Linked DNA regions of Homo sapiens: all the other regions are linked to region 1. The links are chromatin contacts, found by Hi-C or POLR2A ChIA-PET in ENCODE. All regions are on one chromosome and are shown on one strand. Each heading gives the region's core, a stretch centred on a gene start or an enhancer-like site at or near the end of the contact. The rest is flanking DNA. Distances are from core to core; before and after follow the strand shown.

The links. A loop is a pair of places that touch in the nucleus more often than their neighbours do. ChIA-PET counts read pairs that join two places held with the same protein, here RNA polymerase II (POLR2A). Pooled maps may share reads with other maps.
Region 2: a loop to region 1 is called in a pooled map, with 6 times the contacts of the local background. The contact joins the promoter of THAP7 here to the promoter of KLHL22 in region 1. A Hi-C loop is called at or near these places in 1 of 168 maps with a recorded cell type or tissue (K562), 5 of 37 single-sample maps with no recorded cell type and 12 of 50 pooled maps. POLR2A ChIA-PET finds 5 or more read pairs at or near these places in 3 of 52 experiments (AG04450, B cell and GM12878).
Region 3: a pooled map shows a loop between it and region 1 (13-fold over the local background). The contact joins the promoter of ARVCF here to the promoter of KLHL22 in region 1. A Hi-C loop is called at or near these places in 1 of 168 maps with a recorded cell type or tissue (gastrocnemius medialis) and 7 of 50 pooled maps.
Region 4: a loop to region 1 is called in a map of gastrocnemius medialis, with 6 times the contacts of the local background. The contact joins the promoter of CRKL here to the promoter of KLHL22 in region 1. A Hi-C loop is called at or near these places in 6 of 168 maps with a recorded cell type or tissue (CD4-positive, alpha-beta T cell, K562, ascending aorta and 3 more), 5 of 37 single-sample maps with no recorded cell type and 16 of 50 pooled maps.
Region 5: a loop to region 1 is called in a map of gastrocnemius medialis, with 6 times the contacts of the local background. The contact joins the promoter of DGCR8 here to the promoter of KLHL22 in region 1. A Hi-C loop is called at or near these places in 1 of 168 maps with a recorded cell type or tissue (gastrocnemius medialis) and 6 of 50 pooled maps. POLR2A ChIA-PET finds 5 or more read pairs at or near these places in 3 of 52 experiments (A673, B cell and HEK293T).
Region 6: a pooled map shows a loop between it and region 1 (4-fold over the local background). The contact joins the promoter of LINC00896 here to the promoter of KLHL22 in region 1. A Hi-C loop is called at or near these places in 4 of 50 pooled maps. POLR2A ChIA-PET finds 5 or more read pairs at or near these places in 2 of 52 experiments (OCI-LY7 and RWPE1).

Annotation. Positions count from the first base shown.
Region 1 is chr22:20,493,672-20,498,476 of GRCh38, forward strand. KLHL22 (kelch like family member 22) reads right to left here and starts at 2,124. Exons shown (of 7, transcript NM_032775.4): 1 at 2,089-2,124. It overlaps LOC101928824 (a long non-coding RNA gene), which reads left to right and starts at 2,242. Exons shown (of 4, transcript XR_007068011.1): 1 at 2,242-3,016. RefSeq lists a silencer at 1,784-2,443 and an enhancer at 2,638-3,290.
Region 2 is chr22:20,999,914-21,004,718 of GRCh38, forward strand. THAP7 (THAP domain containing 7) reads right to left here and starts at 2,205. Exons shown (of 4, transcript NM_030573.3): 1 at 1,919-2,205; 2 at 1,343-1,498; 3 at 734-874; 4 at 1-519. The coding sequence starts at 1,998. THAP7-AS1 (THAP7 antisense RNA 1) reads left to right here and starts at 2,009. Exons shown (of 2, transcript NR_027051.1): 1 at 2,009-2,916. RefSeq lists an enhancer at 1,059-1,268 and silencers at 1,869-2,038, 2,059-2,168, 2,810-3,200.
Region 3 is chr22:20,014,984-20,019,788 of GRCh38, forward strand. It overlaps ARVCF (ARVCF delta catenin family member), which reads right to left and starts at 1,840. Exons shown (of 20, transcript NM_001670.3): 1 at 1,606-1,840. It also overlaps a transcript of TANGO2 not described here. RefSeq lists a silencer at 1,732-2,131.
Region 4 is chr22:20,916,157-20,920,961 of GRCh38, forward strand. CRKL (CRK like proto-oncogene, adaptor protein) reads left to right here and starts at 1,251. Exons shown (of 3, transcript NM_005207.4): 1 at 1,251-2,089. The coding sequence starts at 1,779. RefSeq lists a silencer at 1,168-1,617 and an enhancer at 1,908-1,967.
Region 5 is chr22:20,077,902-20,082,706 of GRCh38, forward strand. DGCR8 (DGCR8 microprocessor complex subunit) reads left to right here and starts at 2,340. Exons shown (of 14, transcript NM_022720.7): 1 at 2,340-2,482. RefSeq lists a silencer at 2,219-2,838 and an enhancer at 3,099-3,158.
Region 6 is chr22:20,204,325-20,209,129 of GRCh38, forward strand. LINC00896 (long intergenic non-protein coding RNA 896) reads left to right here and starts at 2,008. Exons shown (of 1, transcript NR_026919.1): 1 at 2,008-4,213. LOC105372862 (a long non-coding RNA gene) reads right to left here. Exons shown (of 3, transcript XR_938009.3): 2 at 3,649-3,739; 3 at 1,694-1,921. It overlaps LINC02891 (long intergenic non-protein coding RNA 2891), which reads right to left and starts at 594. Exons shown (of 4, transcript NR_038460.2): 1 at 329-594; 2 at 9-175. RefSeq lists enhancers at 2,125-2,364, 3,573-4,103.

The DNA.
Region 1 (4,805 bases), core at 874-3,373:
CTTGGGAGGCTGAGGCAGGAGAATCACGCCACTGCATTCCAGCCTGCATGACAGTGCGAGACTCCGTCTCAAAAACAAAAAAACAAACAAAAAAACAATGTGCAAAGTAGGCTGGGCACAGTGGCTCATGCCTGTAATCCCAGCACTTTGGGAGGCCAACGTGGGAGGATCACCTGAGGTCAGGAGTTCAAGACCAGCCTGGCCAACATGAGGAAGCCCCATCTCTACTAAAAATACAAAAATTAGTGGGGCGTGGTGGCGCATGCCTGTTATCCCAGCTACTGGGAAGGCTGAGGAAGGGGGAAGCTGAGGCAGGAGAATCGATTGAACCCAGGAGGTGGAGGTTGCAGTGAGCCAAGATTGTGCCATTGCACTCCAGCCTGGGCGACAGAGCCAGACTTTGCCCCCCCCCCAAAAAAAAAAGTGCAAAGTAGGCTGGGCATGGTGGCTCATGCCTGTAATCCCAGTGCCTTGGGAGGTCCAGGTAGGTGGAGTTCAAGACCACCTTGGGCAATATAGCGCGACCCTTTCTCTACAAAAAATTTAAAAATTAACTAGGCATGGTGGTGTACACCTGTAGTCCTGGCTATCTGGGGTGAGACAGCTTGGGGTTCACTGCAGTCTCAAGCTCCCAGGTTCAAGTGATCCTCCCACCTCAGCTTCCTCAGAAGCTGGAACAACAGGAGCTCACCACTGCGCCCGGCTAATTTTTCAAATTTTCTTTGTAGAGAAGAGGTTTCACTATATGGTGTAGGCTAGAGTGCAGTGGTAGGGTCTTGGCTCACTGCAGCCTTCATCTCCTGGGTTCAAGCGATTCTCCTACCTCAGCCTCCCGAGTAGCTGGGATTACAAGCACGTGTCACCACACCCAGCTAATTTTTGTATTTTTAGTAGAGACGGGGTTTCACCATGTTGGCCAGGCTAGTCTCTCCTGACCTCAGGTGATCTGCCAGCCTTGGCCTCCCAAAGTGCTGGGATTACAGGCATGAGCCACCGCGCCCGCCCCCAGTCTCATATCCCCAATTTTAGTCATCACAAGCCAAGTTCCCCGTTTTGTACTGTTCGAAGTTTCAGTGGGGAGAAGAAAGGAAGCTTAATGTGCCACATAGCTACAAACTGAAGGATACAAGATGAATTTTTATGAAGTGATGGATGGCAGAGTCAAAATCATTTCAGAGGAACTTTCAGTTCGGTACGATTTTACTGAGTAGATACCCTCAGCCTTCTGTAGGGCCCCCGAACGAGCAGTATCCCCTCAAAGAAACTCAATCCTTGGCAGCATGAAGCAAGGTCGGCCACAAAGGCAAAGGGGGCGGCTGCGGTAGAGGAGAGGGAGTGGGTGCTGATTCCCAGCGGGGCAGCCTTCCAAAGGGTGCGCTCTGGAAGAATCTCCCAGGGAGCCGTCTTGGAGGCACTCGGCCCCGCGGAGGGCCGGAGCGAGGGCGCCCAGTGAGGAGCCCAGGCGGAAGGTGGCGGTGCCCCGCTGCCCGCCCCAGATCCACTCGGCTCGGCCCGCACCGGATCTAAAATGGTCAGAACTGGCAGCCGACGCTTCGCGCTCTGGTGATTTTGCACTGACAGCGCGATCTCCGGCTCCTCTCAGGAAACCGGGAGAGCTGGCAAGGCTGGGCTCCTACGGCTGCAGTCCCCGGGCCCGATCGAGGGAACTGAGGCTCGTCAGGCCGGCCCCAAATCGCCCGCCTGTTGCAAGGCCGCCCGCTCCAGCGCGGAGGGTCGCGGCCAGGAAGGCCGCATTCGGACCTGCCGCAGGCAACAGGGCCCGCCCGGGTGCCAGGAGGCCGGCGCGCCAGCAGCCGCGCTGAGGAGGCCTCGCACCCTGGCCCCTGGCCGAGCGCCAGATCCCGGCCCCTACGCGCCCGCGCCCGGGGATCCCGCCGGCCGCGTCCCCGCCACGTCAGGCCGCGGGCTCTCCTCAGGTCGCCGCCCCCGAGCCTCCGGCCCGCGCCCGCCCCCGCGCCCCTCGGACTCCGCGCCGCTAGCTTGTCCCCGGCCCAGCGATGCCTGCTTGCCGCCCGACCCCCGCGTTCGCTGCCGCCCGGCCCGTTCGGCTCACGCCTCGCAGCTGACCTGGTGCCGCCGCCAGCCGAGGCCGCACTCGCAGCTGGAGGGAGGCGGGAGGCGGGAGGCGGGAGGCGCGAGGCGGGAGGCTGGGCGAGAGGAGCCGGCGGGGCGGGGGCCTGGGCCGTCACGTGGGTGCGCCGCGCAGGCGCCGGGCGGGCCAGACGTAGGCCCGGGGGTTCCCGGCCTGGCCGGGTAGCAGCGCGGGGGCGGCCCTGGGGCGGGGAGACAGGGGGCGGCTCCACTCCGGCGCTCTGCGGAGGACAGCAGCGATCGCCAAGGCTCAGTGAGTCCCCGCACTAGCGCGGCACCTGGCACTTGGCGGGGCCGAACCAACGAATGAGCGAATTTGCCGAGAGTCGCCCCGTCTGAATCCATTGACTCTTTCCTTGCCTCGGTCCTACCCTCATTCCTCGACTCACTTCCTCCTGCCCTTCCTCACTATCTCCCTCCCCGCTCATATCCTCCCTCTCCTTTCCTCATTCCCTTCTTCACTCTCTTCTCTCCTCTCTTACTCCCCCCCTCTCATTCCCTCCCTCCTTCACTCTCTCATTCCTTCCCTTCCTATCTTACCCACCATTCCCTTCCTCCCTCACTCATTCACTCCCTCCCTGTCTCCCCCTCTCATCCCCTCCCTCTCTCATTCCCTTTCCCTCCCTCCTTAACTCTCGTTCTCTCCTCCCTCTCTCATTCCTTCCCTCCCTGTCTCATTTCCCCCCTTCTTTCCCTCCCTCCCTCTCCTCTTCTCCCATTGCCTCCCTCCCTCTTTGATTCCCTTCTTTCCTCCTCTCCTCCACTTGTTCCCTTCGTCACGCGCTCATTCCCTCCCTCCCGCGGCCTGCTCCTTCCCCGCTCCCTCCGCGGTCGGTGCCGCTGACCGTAGCGCGCCCCCTGCGGGATATCGGGGAGAATCGCTTAACACCGCCAGAGTGAACAGGTGCTAGTTTGTGTGCCCGTTCCTTTACTGAGATTTTGCAGTAAATCTAATTCCCAGTCTTAAAGCCTGGTCCCAGAGGTCCGTGCGCGGGTCTTGGCATTCATTGTTCTCCACCTCACCTTCGAGCAGGTCCCATCCTCCGAGGCGTATCCGTAATGGCTGCGCCCAGAGCTTGGAGCCACAGAGCCTCCTGATGGGATAAGGTTGGAGTGTCCCACACTGTGGTTTTGAGAGGGACTGTGAAGGGTGGAGAGAGTGGTAGGGGGAGGATGTGGCTGGAGATGGCTCATGGTTAAAAAGAAAGGTGGGGCCGGGCTTGGTGGCTGGCGCCTGTAATCCCAACACTTTGGGAGGCCGAGACGGGCGGATCACGAGGTCAGGAGATGGAAACCATCCTGGCCAACATGGTGAAACCCCATCTCTACCAAAACACACACAAAAAAACTAGCCGGTCGTGGTGGCGCGCACCTGTAGTCCCAGCTACTCGGGAGCCTGAGGCAGGAGAATCGCTTGAACCCGGGAGGCAGAGGTTGCAGTGAGCCGAGATCACGCGCCACTGCACTCCAGCCTGGTGACAGAGCGAGACTCCGTCTCAAAAAAAAAAAAAAAAAAAAAAAAAAAAATTGGTGGAAGGGGAATGTAAAAGGAGGAAAATACACGGAAGAGAATTGCTGTCCTGGCTGAGTCCAGAGAGATAACTGAGGGTCCCAGACAAGGATCAAGAGAACGGGATTGGCCTCCAGAGGCAGAGGTTCCAAATGGGAGTGGGCTTCCTCCTAGAAAGACTTTCTGGAGGAGACCCCCCTACTGTGTAACAGAGGAGGACTTTGGGATTAAGAAAAGCATTCCAGGAAGCCGACAGTGTCAGCAAACGTGGAGGTGAGATCCTTCAAAGTGAGTGGTGTGGAGGTTTCCAGAATTTTCTGAGCCTGAAGGGAAGGTTGGAGAGCAGACCCTGCCCTTTGGAGGCTTGACTTAGCCCTGAGGGCACCCTGTAGCCAGGGTGGGCAGATGCCAATATGGTAGAGACGAAGACTGAGTAGGGAGCCAGCCACAGTGCTGTGGTCTCAGGCAGGGAGTGAAGACCAGAGTGGAGCAGGCTAGAAACCTGGGAAGGAAGCAGGTTCCCCAGTATAAGCCCAGTGATGTGTGAAGAATGAGCCCAGGAGATGGGTGGGGAAGTAGGCCCACCCTGCCTACAGGGGAGCCAGAGCAAGAGCAGGTCTGGGGGAAGATGAGGCCCCCCTTGGCTCCAGGTAGGGGAAGACTGACCTCCAAGGCCCAATGGGACCAGGTGTACGGGTGGACCCAGAGAGGAGAGGAAAAGGAATCCTGGGGCAGCAACAAGAAGGCCACTGTGGTCTGAATGTCGGTACCCCCAAAATTCATATGTTGGAACTGAATCCTCAGTGCGATACTATTATAAAGTAGGGCCTTTGGGAGGGGTTTAGGTCATGAGGGTGAAGTCCTCACCATGGGATCAGTGTATAAAAGAGGTTCGAAGGAGCTCATCCCCCACTTTTGCCAGGTGAGGACACTGTAATAAGCACCATCTTCAAGGCAGAGAATCGGCTGGGCGCAGTGGCTCACGCCTGTAATCCCAGCACTTTGGGAAGCCGAGGTGGGAGGATCATGAGGTCAGGAGATCAAGACCATCCTGGCTAACATGGTGAAACCCCATCTCTACTAAAAATACAAAAAATTAGCCAGGCATGGTGGTGGGCGCCTGTAGTCCCAGCTACTTGGGAGGCTGAGGCAGGAGAATGGCGTGAACCCGGGAGGCAGAGCT
Region 2 (4,805 bases), core at 955-3,454, 510 kb after region 1:
TCCTGCACATGCTCCTTCAGAGTCTGGCGGGCATCTGCCTGTGCCCGCTTCTCCCGTGCCCGCTCCTGCTGCAGCTTGGTCAGTCTCAACCGCAGCCGCTGCTCCCGCCGCTTGCAGGCCTGCAGCTGGCGCTGGGCCTTGTCAAGGGCATCAAGGGCTGCCTCGGCTCGCCGCTTCCAGAGTAAGGCGCTGCCCACCTGGTAGCTGTGTTCATTCTGGATGTAGGCTCCGGCGGGTGGGGGCAGGCGCAGCATATACGCTGAGGGGGAGACTGGCCGTGGTTCGAGAGGGGAGGGCTGCCGCTCTGGTGAAGGCTGGGCGCTGCAGCCTGCTTCATCTGCCTGGGCACCCAAGGGGCCCAGTAGGTCTGAAAAGGGGCTGCTAAGGCCAGGCTCCAGCCTCCCAGCTGGGGAGGCCGGCAAAGTGGCAGGTGCTGAGGCCTCTTCCACAGGAAAGCAGGTGACATCAGCAGGTGGAGGTGGAGAAAATGGAGTTGTGGGCCCTCGGCCCTCGGAGCAGCTGGTAAGGGGGAAGAGAGAGACTGATGGGCTAGGCTGAGGGCTTGCCAGACCCCCCTCCACCAGCCCACCTGATCCACCCTTAACACCCAAACCCGATCCACAGGTTCTGTGTAGCAAGAACCCTGTCCAGCGAGACTGCTGGCAGACACCCCTAGGGCCCAGTCCCTCAGCCTAGGGGTGGGAGTGGGGCATCCCCCACCCATATCACATACCGCTTCCTGCATCGTCTGAGCCGGCTGACTTCAGCGGGGCCAGGTGGGTAACTGTGTCCTTTGGTCTTGGTTGTCCGGCGCAACTTGGAGAAAGACTCAAATATGGTGGGGACTGCCCCCTCCTTTAGCCTGTGATATCCACTGCGGGGAAAAGCAACCCAGATGAGCTGGAGAGCAAGTGCTGCCTCCCCAGGCCAATCTGCCCCCAGCAGCAGCGCCGTGGGATGCTGGAAGGCATCGTGCAAACAATACGTCTGGGGAACGCCAAGTTACAGCTACACCAATCGCTTCCCCGCAGGACTCCTCACAGTCCAGGTGTGTGGAAAGCCTGCATAAGCCGAGCTGGGCTGACCAGCCAGAAAGAATTCTTTGATTTGTGGACTTGCTGGCAAGACTGGGGCTCTGAAAGATACTCTCTGGAAAGGCTCCTGTTTTCCCCTTGTGTCACAGGCACAGTGATCCTGGGGGTGGGTTTCACTGTGCAGAGCTGGGAACAGGAAACAGCCCCCTTGGACGCAGGCTGCTCAAGGGACTTCCATGACCTGCAGCTGTCCCAGTCCGCCGGGAGCCCCACATCCTACCCCAGCGTCGGCCGGCAGGGAGGCCCACCTGATTCCCACCAGCTCAAAGCAGTCCTCCTCAAAGTGTTTGGAGCAGAAGTAGATGTACTCGGATGCCGGGTCCCACAGGCCCTGGCCGCTGGGGTCCAGCCGCTGGCAGTTGGCCAGCCACAAGCCTCGCCTCGGGTTGTCCTTCTTGGGAAGTCTGTGGAGCCACAAACCCGTGAGCACCAGGCTGTCCACAGCCCTGGGCTCATGCTGCCCAAGCACCCCAGAGGGGAAACGCAGACCCAACACGCGCCGCCACGAGACCTCCCTGCGACCCCGCCGGGTAAGCACCACCGCCCGGGCACAGACGAGGCAACGGAGGCCTCGAGAAGAAAAGCAGTTTCCTCAGCGTCATCTGGCAGGTAACAGAGTGGGGCGGGTCCAAGCCGGCTAGACTTCCCGTCCTCCCCTTCCCGACTGCATTCAGTCCCGCCGGGACCGTTCCGCTTCACCTCCCACCCACAGGTTCAAGCCTCCTCAGTATCTGAGAAAGGCGCGAAGCCTCTACGCAGTTGCGACCCGAGGCGAGCAACAACTAGCGCATGCGCACGTGAGCCCGCGGCGCACGCGCGCTGACCTGTGGAAGGAGATGCCGCGGTTGCGCGTCTCGCGCGTGTCCCGTGTGCAGCAGCCGGCGGCGGAGCAGTGACGCGGCATCTGGGAAAGAGGCGGGAGTTAAGTCGCAAGCGGCTCTCCGGGCATCCGGAGGAGCCTCGCGCCTCCAGCCGCCGCTCCTCCCCAAGGGGCTCTGGCCTGTCGGGTCCCCCCCGGCCCGTTGTCGCCCCAACCCCGTCCCAGCCGATTCTCTTGACTTCTGTCAGCGGCACTCACGCTCTGGCCATTGCTGCGCCGCCGAAGTCTCGCGAGGGGTAGCGCGCGCCGGAAGTTGGTACCATAGAGACTGGAGAGCCGGAGGTGCCCCCGCCACCGGGGCGGGGCGGGGCGAGGTCCTAGCTAGCTGGGTTAGTAAGCGGCGCGAGCGTGCGAGTTTCTGACGCGCCCGCGTCGTCCCAGCTCCCTGGACTACCAGTATTGTCGCCCACGTGGGCTTCTCTTTCGTCCGCTCAGGCCTCACTTTTCTCCGTAAACACCCCGGCACGATGGAGCGGCCCCAGCGTTCGGGAGCGGCCCGGGAGCGGAAAGCGGCAGTGTCCTGGGAGCCTCGAAAGCCGCAGGGGCGGCAGCTCGCCTCGGAATGACCTCTGACGGAAGAAATAAAACGGGGCCTGGGACGCTTGCACGAAAGAACCCGACAAAAACCAGAGCCCGCACTCACTCTCGTACTGGGGAGGTGGACTTCAGGGAGGGTTATCTGGAGGAGGAATCTCTCAAAGTACAACACAGGAGAAAGACAGTATCGCAATACAGAAATTTTATTTTTTATTTTATTATTATTTTCCTGAGACCGGAGTCTCGCTCTGTCGCCCAGGCTGGAGTGCAGTGGCGCGATCTCGGCTCACTGCAAACTCCGCCTCCCGGGTTCACGCCATTCGGCTGCCTCACCCTCCACAGTAGCTGGGACTACAAGCGCCCGCCACCACGCCCGGCTAATTTGCAATACGGAAATTTTAATAGGTAATTAGCTCTCCTAGCGTTATGGTGGGGAATACAGAGGGATGGTTGCCTGCCGCACCCTCCCCTCACTATTCTTCGCCTTCTTCAGCCTCAGCTTCCACGGAATCCATGCCCACATCTTCATAATCCTCCAGAGCTGCCAGATCCTCGCGGGCCTCGGAGAATTCCCCCACTGCCATGCCCTCCCCCACGTACCAGTGCACTAAGGCGCACTTGGCCGAACTTATGGTCCAGGCAGGCCCAGGCCTCCGTGATGGCCGTGGTGTTGCTCAGCATGCACACCGCCCGCTGCACTTTGGCCAGGTCTCCCACAGGGACCACCGTGGGGGGCTGGTAGTTAATGCCCACCTGTCAGAGATGGGCAGCATAGAATGAAGTTTATATTGGCCTCAGAAATGGGAGCTCATTAAAAATCAGAGCTGTGGACCAGTTCCAACACTGTGTTTTAAGAATTGCTTCTATATTTTTTGGCATTATCTGTTATCTATCGACAATTAATATCCTTTGACGACTTTTTTTTTTCTTTTCTTCTCCTTCTTCCTCCTTCTCCTCCTTCTTTGTTGTTGTTGTTGAGACAGGGTCTAGCTCTGTTGCCCAGGCTGGAGTGCAGTGGTGCAATCTCGGCTCACTGCAACCTTTGTCTCCCAGGTTCAAGCAATTCTCCTACCTCAGCGTCCTGAGTAGCTGGGATTATGGGCATGTAAGATGGAGCCCGGAAGACGGAGATTTCAGTGAGCTGAGATTTCGCCACTGCACTCCAGCCTGGGCTACAGAGCGAGACTCTGTCTCAGAAAAAAAAAAAAATTATTACCCATATTACCCATACAGTAAAACACATGAAAAAGAATGAGAACCCTGTCTTGGGATATAAATACATCCAAGGTATATTGTATACTTTGTAAAAAGAAAAGTGAGTTGAAGTCTATGTATTTATGTGTAAAAAAATCCATGTAATAACATACACAGGCTAGAACCTTGGGCAGCTAGGGTAGCATCATGCCGGAGGAGGACAAACGCCTGCTGAGGTGGTGACCCTGCCTTGCCCTGCCAAGCACGTAGCAGTTAGCACCAACTAGATACAGACACACTCCACAGGAGTTGGAAGGGGCAGAGAGAAGGGTTCGTACCCTGATCAGGGAGTGTCCTCCCACAACTCTAAGGCCAAGCCTATCAGCCCTTCCAAGTGGGAGTGCTGCCAGCTTTCTGTTTACTGTGACCACCTGTGTGCAGCAATTGGGTCTGTCACCTACAGGAAAGGGACATACATATCTGCTGGCCACTGTCAACATCACCTGTATAACAAGAGATTAATATGCCTTGAATATGTACAGAATGTTTTTCAAAGGACAGAAGCAGCTCTGGGGAAGAAGAGGACTTCAGCTTTTCAGTCTTCTGCATTCTTTCAGTATTTTGCCACATATCAGGTTTTGTTTTGTTTTTGAGACAGGGTCTCACTCTGTCACCCAGCCTTGAGTGCAGTGGTGTGATCTTGGCTCACTGCAACCTCTGCCTCCTGGGTTCAAGCGATTTTCCCACTTTAAGTGATCCGCCTGCATCAGCCTCCCAAAGTATTGGGATTACAGGTGTGAGCCACCGCGCCCGGCCCATATCAAGTTTTTTTTTTTTTTTTTTTTTTTTTTTTTTTTTTTTTTTTTTTTTTGAGATGGAGTCTTGCTCTGTCATTCAGGCTGGAGTGCAGTGGCACAATCTCGGCTCACTGCAACCTCCACCTCCTGGGTTCAAGCAATTCTCCTGCCTCAGCCTCCAGAGTAGCTGGAATTACAGGCAACCGCCACCATGCCTGACTAATTTTTGTATTTTTAGTAGAGATAGGGTTTCACCATGTTGGCCAGGCTGGTCTTGAACTCCTGACCTCCGGTGATCCGCCT
Region 3 (4,805 bases), core at 590-3,089, 480 kb before region 1:
GCCACCTCTGGAGGGAGTGCCAGAGCAAACATGGGAGCCAAGCAGCCCAGATGTGGTGGGTGGGGAGACTCAAATTTAGCAGGATTGAGGGTCAGAACTTGTTCTCCCAGGAGGAACCTTGGTCAGAAGGTCCTTGTGTTTATGCTGAAAAGCCTGACAGGGCAGCTCAGCCAAGAGCTGGGCAGGGGCTGGCTTGGCTGTGCTCAACTACCCTCTCAGCTGGGACTTGAGTCCCTTAGCGAATGTTCTGTGCCCAGTCCTCTGCTGGGCGCTGGTGGACCCCAGAATGGGGGTAGGGTGGGGACAGGGGACAGCTGGGAGCAGACATTGCGGATAGGATGGGGCAAGACTGGGGGAAATGCCTTCCCAGACACGCTGCGGCTCACACTGTCGCCTGATCTAAGGCCTGGATCACCTGCTTAGGAGCTGACCGGCCACTGGCATGGCACACCGGGCAAGAGAGCGCTGACTGCCCCCCTGCATTCAGCACCATCCCAGCTCCAATAGAGTGAGTACAAGATAGGTAACACCTGCCTTGTTTGGACCAGACCTCTAAACACCGCCCAGATCCCAGAGTAAAGGCAGATAAGGCAGTAGTTAAGAAGTAGGAAGAAGTAAAGGCAGCTACCCCAGAGAAGCTAAGGTCGGGAGAGGTGGAGGCTCCCACTGCACCCCCCTGGCCCATACCATAGGGGAGGTTTCCCCCACAGCAGCCTGGGTACTCACCTGAGGTTATTAGACAGCAGCATTAAGAGCCTACTCTAAAAAATACCCACGGGGCACCTTTCTTTTCCTTATTTCTAAATATGCCTGGATGTAGGGAAAGGGAGCTGAAGTCCTTTAGTTCCATTTTAAGTATGTTACATTACACATAGCTAAGAAACGGTGAAATATTGTAAGCAGCCAATATTTAATTATTTAAAAATTAAAATAGGCTGGAGCTCTCAGGCCACCTGCCCAGGGCGACTCCCCAGCAAACCGAGCAGTCTCCCTCAGAGTGGAGATGACATGTCTCCGCACCGGCACCGAGGGGGCGCAGGGCGGCGTGGGGAGGGGGACCCAGGCCGGGGGTCCGGGTGGCGCGCCCTCTCTCACCCCCGAGGCGGCAGGAGCAGCGCGGCGCGAGGACACCTCCGGGCCGTCGGTGCCCCTGAGCTTCCCGGCGGCGCGCTGCCCCAGGAAAGTTCCCGGCCTGCCGCCCCTCGGGCTGTTGGAAAGTTTCGGCGGCTGCAGGGCCCTGGCAGCTAGGCGCCAAGCGTCGCGCGGGGCGGGCACGGCTGCGGGGTCGGGCCGCGCTCGGCTGGAGTGCTCAGTGCAAGACGCCCGGACGGGTAGGGTAGGGCCCCAAGGCCACGCACAAAGAGACCCGCCCCCGCCGGCCCGGGGTCTCGGACGCCGCAGAGCGCGCGGACAAGACGCGGGTGGGGCGGAGATTGGCTCCGACGTCCGGCCCAGACCCTCGCCCGGATCTCGACTCCAGGGATAGGACCCTGTCCGGACCGCTGCCCGGAATGCGTCCCATATCTGCAGCCCCGCCCCCAGTCCCGGCTCCGACCCGAGGCCCCAGCCCCGGGTCCCACACCCCGCCCACTGGCTCAGGCTTACCTGGAGCGCAGCGTGGGCGGCCCCGCAGCGCGGCCTCGGACCCCAGAAGGGCTTCCCCGGGTCCGTTGGCGCGCGGGGAGCGGCGTTCCCAGGGCGCGGCGCGGTGCGGCGCGGCGCGGGTCGCAGTCCACGCGGCCGCAACTCGGACCGGTGCGGGGGCCGCCCCCTCCCTCCAGGCCCAGCGCGCAACCCGAGACCCCGGGCCAGCCCTCCCGCCCTCACGCGGCCCGTGCGCAAAGCGGACCGGGCCGGCGACGCGAATCTCCGCCCCGCCCCATCTGACAGCAAATTTTCCCATTGGTCGAGAGACCCGGCGCGGCACGGCAACCGGCGCCGATTGGGCGGATGCGCGGAGATGACGGCTTGCCATTGGGCCTCCGGGATGTCAGTCCCGGCGGATGACCGGCCCCCTCGCGGAGGGGCCGCGGCCCCGCACCTGCCCGAACCTCTGCGGCGGCGGTGGCAGGGTACGCGGGACCGCTCCCTCCCAGCCGACTTACGAGAACATCCCCCGACCATCCAGCCCCGAGCAGGGACTGGCAGAGCCGGCGCCCCTTCCCCGGACTCTGGCCGCGTAGCCTCCGCCACCACTCCCAGTTCACAGGTATCCTTCTTCAGCGCCTGCTACTCGCTGCGCGCTGCGCGCCGCTCCCTCCTGTCGACATCGAATTGTATTCTTCACGCAAGCCGCGAGAGAGAGTTCTGCTGCTATCCCCATTTTACAGTTGGGAAACAGCCTCAGAGAGGTTCTCACTTGCTTGAACACAGTCGTCTGACCCTGGGGCCTGGGGGCTCTCTCATCCTCACGCCCCTGGGTCCCCGCAGCGGGGAGACGATGGAGGTAGGAGCTGCAGTATTTCCGAGGGCAGGAAGGGACCCCCTCGGTAAACCAGGGGCTCACCTCCCCCACCAGGCCTGGATGTAGAGACCTCTTGGGCTTGTCCCACCCTGCAGGCCCCCCATGGGGCCGCCCTTTCTTACCTCCTCCTGGCATTCTCACAGCCCCACAGCTCTGCGTCTGGGGAGGCAGAGTTGTGCGTTTATGCCCGCACCCCGTACTACTGTCCCATTTTCTTCACCCTACCTGGAGTCAGGAAGAAACGGTGCTTCACTGCCTGTTGAGATTCACGTAGGTTACATTTCCTTGCCAGATTAAGAGCACCTGACATGAGTGGGACCATGACCCTCCGCCAGCTCTGCGTAACCTTGTGGTGTAGGGGGGAACCAGCAGGGATGCTGCCCAGTGGGCTTTTCTAGGGGGAGGTCCTGAGATGACTTCTTAGCCAGTGACCCTGGCTCACGCATGCTGTCATCCTTTCCTGCCCTGGATGCACCTGGAGATGACCAGTTCCTCGGCTCATTGCATTCTCCAAGGCCGCCTGGGGAACCAAACTGCCCACAACCATGCTTATGAGTGGTGGAGGGGTGTGACCAGACACTCTTGTCTTATCCACCCATATTGGGAGTCCAGTGTGTTCATCCAATCATTCCTTGGCCAGGACAAAGAAAATGAAATGGCCCAAGGCAAGAACTCACTGCTGGGACCACCGCTGGGTCCATCTGTGTGCTGGCAGCATGGTGAATCGATCCCAGCTGCCTTTCAGAGCCAGGCAGCTACTATCAATCGATTGGAGCTGGCACTTGACGTGCCAATTGGCCTCCTGGCATAGGGTTGTTGCTTGCTGCTCTGGGAGGGCAGAATGAAGTAGCTGTCCCTAGAATAGGGGCCCTCACAAACCAGGTAGCTGTCATCCTGTGGAGCAGCACCATGGTGACATTCTGGCTCAGGTGCTGTGTAGCTGAGGGGTCGTTTCCTCCATTTAGGAGTAGACGTAATGAGTCCAGCTGTCCCCAGCCATCTCTTCAAGGCCATTGGACCCTGGTTCTGCTGGAGCCCCTCTTCTCACAGTTACCTCATAGTCCTGCACCACCCCCTCCCCACACTTGCAAGAGGGACTGGACAGACCTCTGTTGAAAGAGTGCAAAAGACAGAACCATACACCAAAATCTGTGCAAGTGAGACTACCTCTCCTCTCATCACCACCCCTACCACCCATAGGGTTGCAGAGACCTGTCTGCCCTCGGCAGGCAGGATCATTAGCTGAGGTCAGAGGATGTCGGGGCAGCACCAATTCAAACAGGACTCAGGACCGCTGTCCAGCAGTCGGCCCATTAGGCTGCAGCCAGGGGTCAGAAACACAACAAGGGAGGCTGGGCGCAGTGGCTCATGCCTGTAATCCCAGCACTTTGGGAGGCCAAGGCAGGCAAATCACCAGAGGTCAGGAGTTCGAGACCAGCCTGGCCAACATAGCAAAACCCCATCTCTACTAAAAGAATACAAAAAAAAGTAGCGGGGCATGGTGGTAGACGCCCATAGTCCCAGCTACTTGGGAGGCTGAGGCAGGAGATCGCTTGAACCTGGGAGGCGGAGGTTGCAGTGAGCTGAAATTGCACCACCGCACGGCAGCCTAGGAGACAGAGCGAGACTCCATCTCAAAAAAAAGGAAAAAAGAAAAAGATAAGAAAAACACAGCAAGGGAGACCACAGGGACCAGTAGCCCAGTGTTCTCCCTCTCTCATCCTCTCACCTAGCTCCATGCGGACAGCTGTGAGGCCCCCGGAGAAAGCCACAGAGAGAAAATGCTTTCAGCTGGGTGTCAAGAACTTTTCAAGAGTGGCAGCTGTTGAAATCAAAAGAGTGGCCACAGAAGGTAGTGAGCTTCCTATCTGAGTTTGTGTGCAATTAGAGGTTGGATGCCAGTGAGCCTGTTGCAGCCCCAAGATCCCAGGGCTTAGGTGCCCATCCTAGACCCATTTCATCTGCCGTCACCTGCTTCCTGGCATCGCATGTCATCCAGACTGGAGTGTCAGTGGTGACAAAGAAGATCAGAGTGTCTGCTCTGGCTCTGTCTAGCTGGGAAAAGTATGGCTGGGGGTGGGGATGGCCCAAGGCCACAAGGTATGACAGAACAGGATGCAAACCACCATCTGACATGTTACTGCATCCCTCTTTGTGGGCAAAGGGAAACCTTGGTCAACTCATGTCCAGCTTTGAGGTGCATGGCCTGGTGCTTTGGGGAAGCCCATTCTCCAGGTGCTGCCATGAACCCCAGGGCACAGTCCATCACCCCCAAGCCCCAGATCCCACTTGTCCACCACCACCACCTCTTGGCCCTATAGATTGCATAGGTTTGGCTGCT
Region 4 (4,805 bases), core at 1-2,500, 420 kb after region 1:
TTGAGATGGGGAAATCAAGGCTGCAGTGAGCCATGATAGTTCCACTGCACTCCAGCCTGGGTGACAGAAGGAGAACCTGTCTCAAAAACAAACAAAATAAAACAAACAGGCTGGGCACGGTGGCTCACGCCTGTAATCCTAGCACTTTGGGAAGCTGAGGCAGGCAGATCACCTGAGGTCAGGAGTTTGAGACCAGCCTGGCCAACATGGTGAAACCCCGTTTCTACTAAAAATACAAAAATTAGCAGGGCATGGCGGCGGACAGCTGTAATCCCAGCTACTCGGGAGGCTGAGGCAGGAGAATCGCTTGAACCCGGGAGGCGGAGGTTGCAGTGAGCCGAGATCGCGCCCCTGCACTCCAACCTGGTGACAGAGCGAGACTCCGTCGAAAGAAGGAAAGGAAAGGGAAAGGGAAAGGAAAGGGAAAGGGAAAGGAAAGGAAGAGAGAGAGAGAGAGAAAGAAAAGAAAAGAAAAAAGAAAAGAAAGAAAGAAAGAAAGAAAGAAAGAAAGAAAGAAAGAAAGAAAGAAAACAAACAAAAACAAATAGGGATTAATAAATAGGCAGAAGCAGGCATAATCCGGGGCAGGGGAAGCCTCGGGGCCACGCCCGAGAGGCATTTGTATTTTACTTTCAGCAGTTCAGAGCCCATGATAGCCAGGTTACCCACTTGTGGACTTCCTTGACCACTTAATTGAGTCAATCTAACCCTCACCTTCTCTCTCCTCTCACTCCATTTAGCGGGTCACGTAGCCACTAGGGCTTCCTTAGCCTATCAGGCCACCTGGGGACTGAGTCATTCAGTCAGTCACCTATCTGGTGGTCACATCTGCCCCTGGGCTCATCCTTTTACTGGGCCACCTCGGCCCATCGGGACCTGTCAGTCCTTGACCTCCCTCAGGCCCCTAGGCTGGCCAGGTCGCCTCAGTGCCACGCCTCCCTGGCCCGCGATTCAGCCTGCACGTTACGCTTTGTTCCCAGAAGCAGGTTTTCGAAACGCGGTTCCCTCTCGGCTCCAGCTGTTTTCCTGCCAGCGCTGGGAGACCCGGCAGCCGCAGCGCCCCCAGCGGCGCGCAGCGGCCCAGGAAGAGAGTGCCTACCGCCGGCGCCTCTTCAGCCTCCTCCTGGAACGCGGGAGCGGGCGCGACCAGCGCCCACCCTGATCGTCGCGACGGTGCTCCTGATTGGCTGCGCTGTGTGACGTAACGGGAGGGCCCCGGCGGCCGCCGGGAGCCGGGGCCCAGCGCGTGCGCAGACGGAGCGCGCTGAGCGGAGGGGGAGGTGGCTGCCGCTTCTCCCGCGTCCGCCATTTTGTTGCTGTGGCTATTGGGAACAAGCTGGGCAAAAGCACCCCGGAGGCGCGACGCTCCTTCGAGTTCGGTGCCTCGTGTGACGGCGGGGGTCGGTGAAGACCCGTCGAGCTGCGGCGCCGGCGCGTTCCAGGCCGGGAGTCACTGGAGGCACCCCTGGGACGCCGAGCAGCCCGAGAACCCCGGGGTGGCCTCCGCTGCGGCTCGGGTTTGCCTGCCCCGACCCCCCGGCTCTGCCGTGCATTCCCGGGCGGCTCTCTCCGTGTGGCGGCCCCGGAGCAGGCGGGCGGCGTCGGAGGATGCTGCGGGCCCGGAGCCGAGAGGAAAGTGCTGGCCCAGCCCTCTGAGCGCTCCTCGAGGTGTGCGAGAGGCCCTTCCTCGGCCCCAAAGCCGTCTGCCGGGCTAAGGCGTGCAGAGCAGGCGAGGACAGCCGCCGCCCCTACCGCCGCAGAGTCCCCGGTCCAACACCATGTCCTCCGCCAGGTTCGACTCCTCGGACCGCTCCGCCTGGTATATGGGGCCGGTGTCTCGCCAGGAGGCGCAGACCCGGCTCCAGGGCCAGCGCCACGGTATGTTCCTCGTCCGCGATTCTTCCACCTGCCCTGGGGACTATGTGCTGTCGGTGTCCGAGAACTCGCGGGTCTCCCACTACATCATCAACTCGCTGCCCAACCGCCGTTTTAAGATCGGGGACCAGGAATTTGACCATTTGCCGGCCCTGCTGGAGTTTTACAAGATCCACTACCTGGACACCACCACCCTCATCGAGCCTGCGCCCAGGTACGCGAGAGCCCTCCCCGACCGCGGAGGAAGGTCGAGAACCGGGTCTGTCGAAGAGTGCTTGTATAGGGGGGTGGGGCGCGCTTGAACCCATATTCCCCGCATTCTGAACCAAATTATTTTCCAGAAGGCCTTCCTAACAGAAAGCTAGTGTCAGGATCTGGGTCACTGGATAAGAGGATGCGTTTTTTTTTTTTCCCTCTCACGAGGCTGTTTCTCAATGTGAAGAGGATGCGTTTTGAATGTTTAACGGTGGTTGCATAGTTAAAATGCACGCTTTTTGCCTTTCGTGACTTTCTCTGGGTGTAATACTGATGCAGGGATTTGTTGGTTTTTCTAAAAACCTCTTTTTTTTTTTTTTTTTTGAGACGGAGTCTCGCTGTGTCGCCAGGCTGGAGTGCAGTGGTGCGATCTCGGCTCACTGCAACCTCCGCCTCCCGGGTTCAAGCGATTCTCCTGCCTTAGCCTCCCGAGTAGCTGGGACTACTGGCTCACGCCACCACACCCAGCTAATTTTTGTATTTTTAGTAGAGACGGTGTTTCACCATGTTGGCCTGGATGGTCTCGATCTCTTGCCCTCGTGATCCGCCTGCCTCGGTCTCCCAAAATGCTGGGATTACAGGCGTGAGCCACCACACCCGGCCAAAAACCGTTTTTAAGCCATAGACTTCTTTGAGAATCTGAAGATAGCCGAGCACTCACCACCCCACCCCCACCCCCACCCCCACCCCTCCCCGCCAAAGGCACGTACACACAAGTTTGCACACCATCCCGGGTGCTTGTACTCCCTCCAGATCTCTGAACTCCAGGTTAAGAACTCCAGGACTGCAGCCTTTGGAACAGTCAAAAAAATGAAAATGCTTTAGCGTTTAGAAACAAAAAAACCTTTAACCAAAATATCAGAACTGTATATTGATACTGTGGTGCCAAGTTTGAAGCAGGCCAGACACCACCACTTTTATAGTACGTTAATTACAAAGATAAGAGAAGGTGCATTGGCTTCAGCGAGGATATTTTTTGGAAAATTTATTGCATATTTTCTCCCCGAGGACCATTAGTAGGCCAGAGATCAGTCTGGTTAATTTCCAAGGTGGAATTAGGCTAGAATGTTATTAAGGAAAATTTTTGAATGACACTTAGTTGTATCCTAGTTCAATTTCAGACATGCTTTTTGTGTTAAGTCTAATGATTTTGTATTTCTTATTTTAAAATTAACGCAAAGTGACCAAGCATTCTCTTTTCCAAGTGAAATACGTTATTTTAATTGATTAGTTGCTTTAATTTGCCTTAAGCGTTTTAGCAGAGATTTGCTTTTATTGTTGTGTTTGCCCTGTAACACTGATTTTATCAGAGGTTTCTTTTATTTAAATTATCCCAAATTTGAGTTGAAAAGTTGCCTAGAATTTTTAAAGTAACAAACTGGCCAGTTCGTTTCTTAAACATCTATTTTAAAAGGACTGGGTGTTGATACAGTTTTTCCAGGGTTAGATGTTTATGACTTTATGGATTTGTCGACCGGGTATTACTCTAAACTTTAAACATTAAAAGCTATTATAATTGAGGACACCAACTGTTTGCATAGTGGGATAGAGATAGAAAAAAAAAAGCCATGACAGTATAATGACTACAAGATTAACTACTGAACTAAATGGACTTTAAAAGTGGGGAGAAAGTGATTATAAATCAAATACTGTATAACAAAGACCAGGACACCAAGAATCTGATTGGTGAAACCTGCGGTTCCTGGCAGATGCTGGTAGTTGCAGTCAACTTTGAGCACAATATAATTCCAATTTAAGGAGTTGAGAATCTTAGAACCCACTGTAGTGAGATTTGTAATATGACTGAATAAATTCTTCCTCTCGTTTGTGAGCGTGAATTATATAATTAATACCAGGCATTCATTAAGCCATGCATATGCTTATGTTGAGGTCATGAGTACTAATAATACAGCTGTTTCAAAAAGCAAGTTAATGGGCGGGTGTGGTAGCTCACGCCAGTAATCCCAGCACTTTGGGAAGCCAAGCCGGGCGAATCACGAGGTCAGGAGTTCAAGACCATCTTGGCCAACATGGTGAAACCCCGTCTCTGCTAAAAATACAAAAAATTAGCTGGGCGTAGTGGTGGGTGCCTGTAATCCCAGCTACTCGGGAGGCTGAGGCAGGAGAATCGCTCGAACCCGGGAGGCGGAGGTTGCAGTGAGCCGAGATCGCGCCACTGCACAGCCCGGGTGACAGAGTGAGACTCTGTCTCAAAAAAAAAAAAGGAAAAAGTTAATGACTTGAGTCTCCTTCTAGAGGAAGGAAAAGAAGTATGCCGCTTCTCTCTATCCACAGAATCGCCTCCAGATTTTCCGTACATGCATGCATCTTCTTAGAGAACAAGCATGTAATTCTGTCTTTGCCCTCTTTCGTCCTTCCTTTACTGCAGCTGTACTAGGCTGCTCACTTATTCCCTGGTAGCCATCCTTCCTTACTCATACCTTTGTACCTTTGCACCTTTGCTCCAGCTGTTGGCTCTTCACTGACTGCCTTAACTACACCTCACTCTCCATCTGTTGAAATCCTACCTGTTGTTCCAGTCCCCTCACAGATTATAGGGCCTTTCTCTGACCCTACCCCTCACGTTCAGCTTTGTTTCTCCTTCTCTGTGCCCTCTGCCTCAGGCCTGTTGCTTTAATTTAGTTTTTCATTTTCCTAGGTATCTCTGAAGGAGA
Region 5 (4,805 bases), core at 1,090-3,589, 420 kb before region 1:
GTGGTGTCGCCCAAGTTTTCTTCCACTCTAAAACTACTATTTTCCCTAGGCAATTAGTATCCTGGGGGAGAAACTTTGCAACACTGAAAACAAAACAAAACCTGTTTGTCATGTTTTTGCCCACTATTTTTTTTTTTTTTTGAGATGGAGTCTCACTCTGTCACCCAGGCTGGAGTGCAGTGGCGTGATCCCGGCTCACCACAACCTCTGCCTCCCAGGTTCAAGTGATTCTCCTGCCTTGGCCTCCCGAGTAGCTGGGACTACAGGCACGTGCCACCATGCCCAGCTAATTTTTTTTGTAGTTTTAGTAGAGACGAGGTTTCACCATCTTGGCCAGGATGGTCTTGATCTCTTGACCTCGTGACCCACCCGCCTCGGCCTCCCAAAGTGCTGGGATTACAGGCGTAAGCCACTGTGCCTGGCCTAATTTTTTTGTAGGGGGTTGGGGGCCGGGGACCGAGTCTCGTTCTGTTGCCCATGCTGGAGTGCAGTGGCTGGATCTTGGCTCACTGCAACTCCTGCCTCCCAGGTTCAAGCAATTCTCCAGCTTCAGCCTCCGTAGCTGGGACAACAGGCACCTGCCACCAAGCCCTGCTATTTTTTTTTGTATTTATAGTAGAGACAGGGTTTCACCATGTTGGTCAGGCTGGTCTCGAACTCCTAACCTCAAGTGATCCGCCCGCCTCGGCCTCCCAAAGTGCTGGGATTACACGCATGAGCCACTGTGCCTGGCCTTGCTCACTATTTTTTCTGGAGACGGTCTCGTTCTGTCACCCAGGTTGGAGTGCAGTGGCCCGATCTCAGATCATTGCAACCTCCACCTCCCGGGTTCAAGCGATTCTCCTGCCTCAGCCTCCCGAGTAGCTGGGATTACAGGTGCCTGCTACCACGCCTGGCTACTTTTTGTATTTTCAGTAGAGATAAGGTTTCGCCACGTTGCCCAAGCTGGTGTGGAACTCTTGAGCTCAGGTGATCCGCCTGCTTCGGCCTCCCAAAGTACTGGGGTTACAGGCGTGAGCCACAGGGCCCGGCCCACTATTTTTATCACTCAAGATTTTCGTCTACAGCAGCTATTATTGGGGTGGCTACCCAGTGGAAAATTTTTCTATTTCCACTATTCCTTCCACATTTATTGACAGGAAAGCTAGTCTAAGGAAGAGCTGTACCCTCACTTACTCAGACCCTCGTTTTCCTTTTTTTTTTTTTTTTTTTTGAGACGGAGTCTCACTCTGCCGCCCAGGCTAGAGTGAAAGTGGTGCTATCTCGGATCACTGCAGCCTGGAACTCCTGGACTCAGGTGATCCTTCCACCTCAGCCTCCCGAGTAGCTCGGACCACAGGCGCCCGCCACCACGCGGCTAATTAAAAATAATTTTGGGCCCGGCGCGGTGGCTCATGCCTGTAATCCCAGCACTTTGGGAGGCCGAGGCGGGCAGATCAATTGAGGCCAGGAGTTTGATACCAGCCTGGCCAACATGGTGAAACCCCGTCTCTACCAAAAATATAAAAATTAGCCGGGCGTGGTGGTGGGCGCCTGTAATCCCAGTTACTCGGGTGGGTGAGCCAGGAGAATCGCTTGAATCCGGGAGGCAAAGGTTGCAGTGAGCTGAGATCGCGCCACTGCACCCCAGCCTGGGAGACAAAGCGAGACACCGCCTCAAAAAAAAAAAAAAAAAGAAAGAAAATTTGTAGATACTGGGCTCTCACTATGTTAGCCAGGCTGGTCTCGAACTCCTGGGCTCAAGTAATCCTCCTGACTCGACCTCCCAAAACTCTGGGATTACAGGCGCAAGCCACCGTGCCCGGCCGAACCACCGTGCCCGGCCGAACCCTCCCTGTTTTGGAAATCCTGTATTAGCAAAGGGGACAGCGCCAGACAGTTGAGCACACGCGTTCTTTATAAATGATGATGTCTGATACAGTGATGCTTTTAACAGGGTTGTGTAACGCCTGTGTGTGCACGGTCTCTTCTGCAGTGTCCACCGAAGGTGGCCCGTCTGCGTGTCCGCTCCCGGCGTACTCCGCGCTCCCTGTTCCCGGCATTCCCCGCGCTCCCCGAGCTTCCCGCGCTCCCCTGCTCCCGGCATTCCCGGTGCTTCCCGTTCCCGGCGCTCCTCGCGGCCGCCGCCCTCAGTCCAGCGAGCCCCGCCTGGGCAGCGACTGTTAGCGCGACCGCGGCCTGGGCGCCTGGTCCCTCCCGCGCGGCCGCGCTATTGGGCCGCGCGCGGCGGACACACGCGCTACGCGCCGCCGATTGGCGGCCTCCGCAGCGCGCTCTGCGGCTCCCCCAATGCGGGGCGGCCGCGCGCGGGGATTGGCCGCACGCCGCGAAGGCCCGCCCTCCGCTCGCCCGGCGCGGCAGGCGGGTGCCGGCGACCGGAGAGCCTGGACAGGCTTTCCAGATGGCTGCGGCGGTCGGTCGGTGAGGCTTTCCCGGCTGTGGTTTGGCTGCGGGCGGCTTGGGCAGCCCGCGGGCGCCTCAGGTAGGTGCGGGGCGCGAGGGGCGCCCGCGGGCGGTTGGGCGGGCGCCGCGGCCTGCGCGAGGGCGCGCCCTTCCCTCCCGCCTCCCTCCGGGACCGAGGCCGCGGGCGGGGCGGGGGCGCGGAGCCCGGCCTTTGTGAGGCAACATGGCCGCGGGCGGTGGAGAGCGCGGGGTGGGGACGCCTCCGGGGCTGGGGGGCGGGCCCCGGGCCCAGGCGTTGCCGACTCTCGTCGCTGTCCGCCCGGGTAAAGAGGCTCCTCTCCCGGAGGGCCCGAAGCCTAGCATCGCCTTCAGGCGGGAAAGGTGTGGACAGGGCCAGTGCTCGCCTGGGACCCTGCCGGCTTTAACACAGTTTGGGAAATCCAAGAAGTCGCCTAAGTCTTTTTGTCCACAGAATGCTCACGGGTTGAGTGTCACGTAGATAATTGGGATACGGTTTTATTGTAACAATGAGCATGGCGGAAATAAATGGAAGGTGGCAACCTGTTGACAGTGATGCCTGTCTGGTGTCAACCGATGGACTTGGGTTTCTTGTGGCAGGAGTCTGATTTGCCTTTTTGCATGCTTGCATGTACCTTGTTCCTGCACGGCAGTCCTGTCTTTGGCTGTCGACTGTTCGAGGCCAACCACCAGGCGAGGATCCACTGTTTCCTGGCCAGACTAGACTCCCAGCTGTGGGAGTGGCCCAAACCCTGCTGCAGGCCTTCACTCACAAAAGGGAGTGAATGGCCAGCCCGGGGTACCCAGTGTTGCCTCTAAGTGCGGGATATGAGGCCTGTTGGAGGATGACAAAAGGAACGGATGAGGTCATACTGCCGCTGGGTTGGGCGGGAGGCTGCAGCGGGAGAGACTTGACCAAAAGGCAGCCTCCATGGCGCTGGCACTGGTGCTGGCCCGTCACAGCCAGTGCCTCTGTTAGCCAACACAGCAAGTGGGCTAGGAGGAAGGGTGCTGTCCAAGTGTACGGGTTTTCTCCCCGTGCCAAGGGTCCAGGGGAGCTTGCCGTGAGCCCGTTCCTGTCCGATAGTCCTGTTGGCAAGGCAGGGTTTGCATGCGGTGTTTGGTCAGCTGGAGCAGTGGGGAGGCCTACGGGCAGAGAGCTCCCCTTTGAGCCCTTTGCGGCCAGGCGCTGTGTGGAGCACTTCCCAGGGGTTGTTTTGTAGTCTCACCGTGACCTTGGGGTAGGAAATGTGCTTCTGGCTGGCTTGCCCAGTCTTAGACTCTCTTGTTGTAGCCCTCTCCTTTGTGATGTCACCCAGCCTCCTGACTTTAATGCCAGCTTTCCTTGACATCTTCACAGCTCCAGCCCTGGCCTCTCTTCTGATTTCCAGCCTGGTGTTTCTGGCCACCTCTTCCATATCTCCATGTGTTACTTTGGCGCCAAGTAGCCATATCCAAACCAAACTCAAATCTTCACCCATGCCAAAACATTCCTTGGCCTATCTAAAGTCCCTTTGATTCCTCTCTTTCTTACACCTTCATGCAGTCCTAAGGAGGCCCCGTCAGCTCACCTATTTCTAAGCACAGACCATTTCTCACCACCTTCAAGTTAACATCCTGGCCCAGCCTACCTGGTGAGCCTCTAATTCTCTTTACTGTCACCTTAGGTCCTCACTCCCCATCCACCATCTATAGTTTTTCTGGACACAGAGTGATTCTTCTTTCTTTCTTTTTTTTTTTTTTTGTTTTTTTGAGACAGAATCTCGCTCTGTCGCCCAGACTGGAGTGCAGTGGCGTGATCTCAGCTCACTGCAACTTCTGCCTCCCGGGTTCAAGCGATTCTCCTGCCTCAGCCTCCCAAGTAGCTGGGACTGCAGGCGTCCACCACCACCACGCCCGGCTGATTTTTGTATTTTTAGTAGAGACGGGGTTTCACCATGTTGGCCAGGCTGGTCTCGAACTCCTGGCCTCAAATGATCTGCCTGCCTCAGCCTTCCAGAGCGCTGGGATTACAGGCGTGAGCCACTGTGCCTGGCCACAGAGTGATTCTTTTTATTTTTTTGAGACAGAGTCTCGCTTTGTTGCTCAGGCTGGAGTGCAGTGGTGCGATCTCCCGCTCACTGTAAGCTTCGCCTCCTGGGTTCAAGCCATTCTCCTGCCTCAGCCTCCCGAGTAGCTGGGACTATAGGCGCCCACCACCACACTCGGCTAATTTTTTGTATTTTTAATAGAGACGGGGTTTCAATGTGTTAGCCAGGGTGGTGTCGATCTCCTGACCTTGTGGTCCGCCTGCCTCAGCCTCCCAAAGTGCTGGGATTACAGTCGTGCACCACCGCGCCCGGCCCAGAGTGGTTCTTTTAAACCATAAGATGGTATAAAACAGA
Region 6 (4,805 bases), core at 758-3,257, 290 kb before region 1:
GGGCTGACCTGGACCCTCCAAGACATCAGATTGTCCAACTGCTCAGTTTTCATTGGGGCAAGTGCCTCGCTGAGGGTGAAGGGGGCTGTGAGTGCCCATCAGGGAGCCTGGACAGGTCCCGCCTCTCACAGCTGTCCCACTCTCTGGAGCTGCCTTGGTGGCAGATGGCACTGTCCTAGAAAGGTGAGGCTGGAGCTGTCTCTTCCACCAGGGGTGGCCAAGGACGCTTCCAGGGTCTTCCATGCAGGCCTCCAGGGTCACCCTGGGCGTGGCTGAGGGCATGCAGACCACGCTGTGCTCCCCCCCACCCCCCATGCCCGTCGCTTGCCTGACATGCTCCTCAGCTGTCTTGCCCCGCAGAAGCTGTGTGGTCTCCCCTGTGAGTAGAGTCGGGCTCCATGATCCTCCGGAGCAGCGCCAGGGACTCTCCCCAGGCACAATTTTAAAGGGGGCCCTAGGACCTGCCAGGTCCACGGAAGTGGTCCTTGTAACTCTCTCCCTGGTGGCAGCCTCTGGTGCATTCCGGCAGGGGCAGCCCCTCCTCATCACAGGGACCCTGTGTGCCAGGCCCCAGCTGCGTTGCCGCTGAATTATGGATTTAATAGCAGAGAAGCCTTGCAGGCCGCCTGTGCTGGCTCGGGAAACCGGGGCCCAGCCGGGGCCTGTCACGGTCCTGGTGCCGCCCTGCTTCCTGTCGGCGCCACGGAGCAAGCGGAGAGATTTATCTTCCCGGCTTTAAGAGGTACTAACGGAGGAGGCTGAGAGGCAGGAGCTGAATAATTGATGGCCTTCTCTGGCTCAGGATCTGCTGAAAATGACACGGTGCAAGGCAGAGGGGCTGAGAGTGCTGACCACAAAATGCTGAGAAGCCACTCCAGGGCGGTCACGGCCAGAAGGAGGACCCCCACTCAGGACGGGGTCACAGGCATTTGGGGCGGGTGTCAGAGGCTCCTGCCCTGGGTCATTCCAGGGGGCCAGGATACCCAGAAGCTGGGCCTAGAGGCCCACAGGGCTGGCTCACCCCCACTTCCCTCTCACACGCCTGCCATCACCGGTGCTTCAGCCCAGCAACCCCATGGCTCGTTGGCCCCGTCCACAGCCCCCACTGCCTCCTGTGTGCTGGGCGTGGGCCTCTGAGCTCTACTCTCAGCCTCCTTAGCCCCAGGAGAGGAGTGGAGGACAGGGGTTTAACGTGGGGTGTGGTGCGGAGCGGGGAGGGCTGTGGCGCCCCCTCAGCCCCTCCTTTCCTAACAGCCTCAGCCTCCCCCCTGGAGAATCCCCTACCTGCTGGGCACATCTGGCCTCTCCCCACCATTCTGTCTCCAGCCGGGAGATCTCTACCCAGTGAAACAGTGAAACAGGAAGGGTTCCCTGGTTACCCCGCGCAGGGCGCAGGGCATGCAGCGGGGGAGTGGCTCGCTTCTTCAGTGCCCCACCGCTCACACCTCTAGGGGAGCATACAGACGGGCAGGCTGTGGGGCTCTGACCCCATGGCAGTGTCTGGGGGTGAATGTTTACAGCTCTTGAAACCCCAGTGGGAGTGCGTTACCGGGTGGTCTTTTAGTCTAGCGGTCTGTAGGTGGCTGGTGAGAGTGAGCTCAATTAGACCCCTGCCTTATAACAAGGACAGAGGAATTTCTGTATCCCAGGGTTTCTTGCCTTGGTGTACCAAAAAATTGGATCACACGTGGGCTTGGAGAATGAGTGCAAGGTTTTATTGAGTGGAAGTAGCTCTCAGCAGATGGGGGAGCCAGAGGGGAGATGGTTTTCCCCTGGAGTCAGGCAACATTCTCGGGATGTCCAGCAGCTTGTCTTCTTCCACCAGTGTGTTCCTCTCCCCACACAGAGGCTTCTGTCTCTGCCTTGCTAGGGTCTTGGGTTTTTATAGGCATAGGATGGAGGCATGGCAGGCCAGGGTGGTCTTGGGAAATGCAACATTTGGGCAGGAAATGCCTGTCCTCACCTAGGTTCGTGGGGGTGGAGCCCTAGGCAGGGACCACGCCCTTCTCTACGGAGCACTTCCCGTCCCTCCTCTGTATCATTTAAAGGGACCACGCTTTTCCCTTCTCAGCACTTCCTTTCCGTATCAACAGGAGGCCAGGGACTGGCTGGACCCCTAGGAGCCAGGTCCTACGGATAGGTGAGCCGGCCCCCCAGGGCAAACACCTCCACTGGGCAGACCTGACTGCCCAGAGCTGGATTCTTTACTTGTAAAAGGGGCCATGAGTGACACAGGCTCGGCCTGCTGTGCCTTGAGGAAAGGAGAGGCTAAAAATTCTGCCTTCTCTCCTAAAGCCAGCCGGGCTCTTTATGGTGGGGGAAGGAAGGATTTGTTTATTTGCACTCTTCTGAAATAAAAGTTCTCTATCCTCCCTCCTGGCTGGAGTTGGGAGGGCCCCATGGGTGGGCTCTGAGATGTGGCACACGGTACCCAGGGCAGGGCTGGGAAGGGTGGGGTGCAGGGGCCTCCCTGGCTGCAGGGCCCACCCACCAGGTGCCTGGGCTTGCTGCACTGAGCAGGCATGGGCTCTGGCCCCCCTCACTGTCCCTTCCAGGCCCAGCCTGTGTTCAGGGCCCAGGACAGGGTCTGGCCAGCAGGCCCCAGGCCTCCAAGATGTTCTCAGCCTCTGGAGTGTGTGTGATGATGAGCACTCATGGAGCTTCCTGTATGCTGGGCCCTGGGCTTCTGAGAGGGCCACCGGGTGGCGACTGAGTCACGAGGTGGAGGGCCAGTCCCAGGGACTCCAGGTGACCTCGTGTCGGCACCACGCCCTTCTCCCATGGGCAGTCCTGGGCGCCCCTTCCTGGCCTTGGGCCCAGTGGCCTGTGGCCTGACCCCGTCCACTCCTGCTTGGTTGTCCCAGCAGCAGCAGGAGCCCATGCTGGAGAAGGTGTTATGGGGCAGGTGGAGGGCCCGGCTGACTCAGATGATCCCCCAAGTTTCTTTTCAATGAACACTTGTTTAGTGCAGTTTTTCCTCCTCAAATCCCCCTCACACAGGCAGACACCCTCTTGGCCCAGGGTAATCTGCTGAGCCTTTGCTCAAATATAGCAGCTTTGCTGCTTTCTAAACACAACTAATCCAATTTGGGATTTGGGGATTCGAGGTGGGCAGCACTGGGCCTCAGATGAGCCCCCATCACCCCAGACCCATGCAGGAAGAGCCAGGCAGGGTGGGGCCCTGGGGCCACCTGGTGGGCTCAGGGCCAGGGCATCGCGATGTCCCCATCCTTCACACTACGGGGCTTCCTGGCTGCAGAGTTGGGGACTCAGCTGGGAATGCTGGCCATAGAGGCAGAGAGCCCCCATCCTGCTGGGCCAGCCCTGACCTGGCTTCTCCAGGGTGGCCCAGTGTCCCCTTCTGCCCTTCCCCTGGCTCCCACCGTCCACATCCCTCTATCTGCCCACCCTGGACAACAACCAGCACAGTGCAGTGTGGCCCTGCAGTGACACCACCTGCAGAGAGGTCAGGCCCAGCCTCCCCCGTCTCCTAAAAGGCCAGCAGGTCCCAGGAGCTGGGGGTGGGGCCTGGCTGTGGGGCCTCCATGCCCCAGGGGCCAGGGCAGACCCTCCTTAGCCGGCAACCACTGCAGATTCCTCCCCTGGCCAGCACTCGGGGACCTCCCTGCCCCTGCCCCGTCCCCCTACCTTGCCTGCTGAGACATAGGGCTCCACGGGTCTCTCTCCTGGGGCCGGGCTGACTGTGGCCTGCGAGGGGCAGTCATCGTGTTGGGTTTTCCTGCCAGAGGCAGAAACCACAAAATTACCTGGAACATACACGCCCCAAGTGACAGATTCAATTCAATTCCACAAATATTGACCTCGCGTCTAATCCACTCGTCCTCCAGTGCCAGCTCATTCCTGAGAAGCCCAGCCTGGCAGCCGCAGATCCCATTTAATCCCAGCCCCACAATGTCACCAGCTCGCAGCTTGGGAGCTGGGCTCATCCAGGCCCTGGCAGGTGGGGCCAGAGCTGGGCTCTGACCTCTGTACCCACACTTACCACCATGTAAAGTGCTGGGAAGAGGGGTGGGGAGTCACGGCAAGTTGAGGGTCCAGGCTTGCCCCAGCTCGCCAGATGCTCGCCCTGGCTGCCCTGACCTAGCAGCTAATCTCTGCGGGGCACTGCGGCTACATGGTGACTCCAGCACGGGGACATTTATCAGAAATGGAACTGATGGATTAAAGTGGAACCAAGCGAATTGATTTTTCTCCCTGGGCACTGAAATGCTGCGCTTAATCAAGCGATCAACTCCGTGGGCAGGGTGGCTGTGGGGACGGAGGTGGGGGACAAGGGGATGGTGGCCATGGTGGGGACTGAAAGGTGGCTATGGGGACAGATGAGGTGAGCCAGGTGGCCCTGGGGTCGAGCTCCAGCCCAGCCTCTGGCAAAGAGGCCCTGTGTGCAGAAGTCCGGGTGTGATGCCCTCCCCCCACCGATTGTGTGATACCGGCCAGTCCTGTCCCGGCTGAGCCTCGGTGGCCTTGATGTAACCCTGTGGGGTCTGGTGGCAGGGACTGATTCACTCATTTGCTCATTCATTCATGTGTTTGACACACACTGCAGCAAAGGAAAGGTGAGAGCAGCCACAGGCTGGCCAGGGACGATTCAGACTTCAGAGTGTAGCGTGCCCGCCCCTCCTCTTGTGAGGTCCAGCCTTGGTGTGTGTGGATTCCCAGGCACCCTCCAGGTCCACCCTCCACTCTGCAGTGCCCCGCCCACCTGTCCACATACTCTGTTCTGTGGTTTGATCGCCATCCTTCTGCTCTGCGGCCAACTGGATGGCCCAAGCGGACTGAGTTGG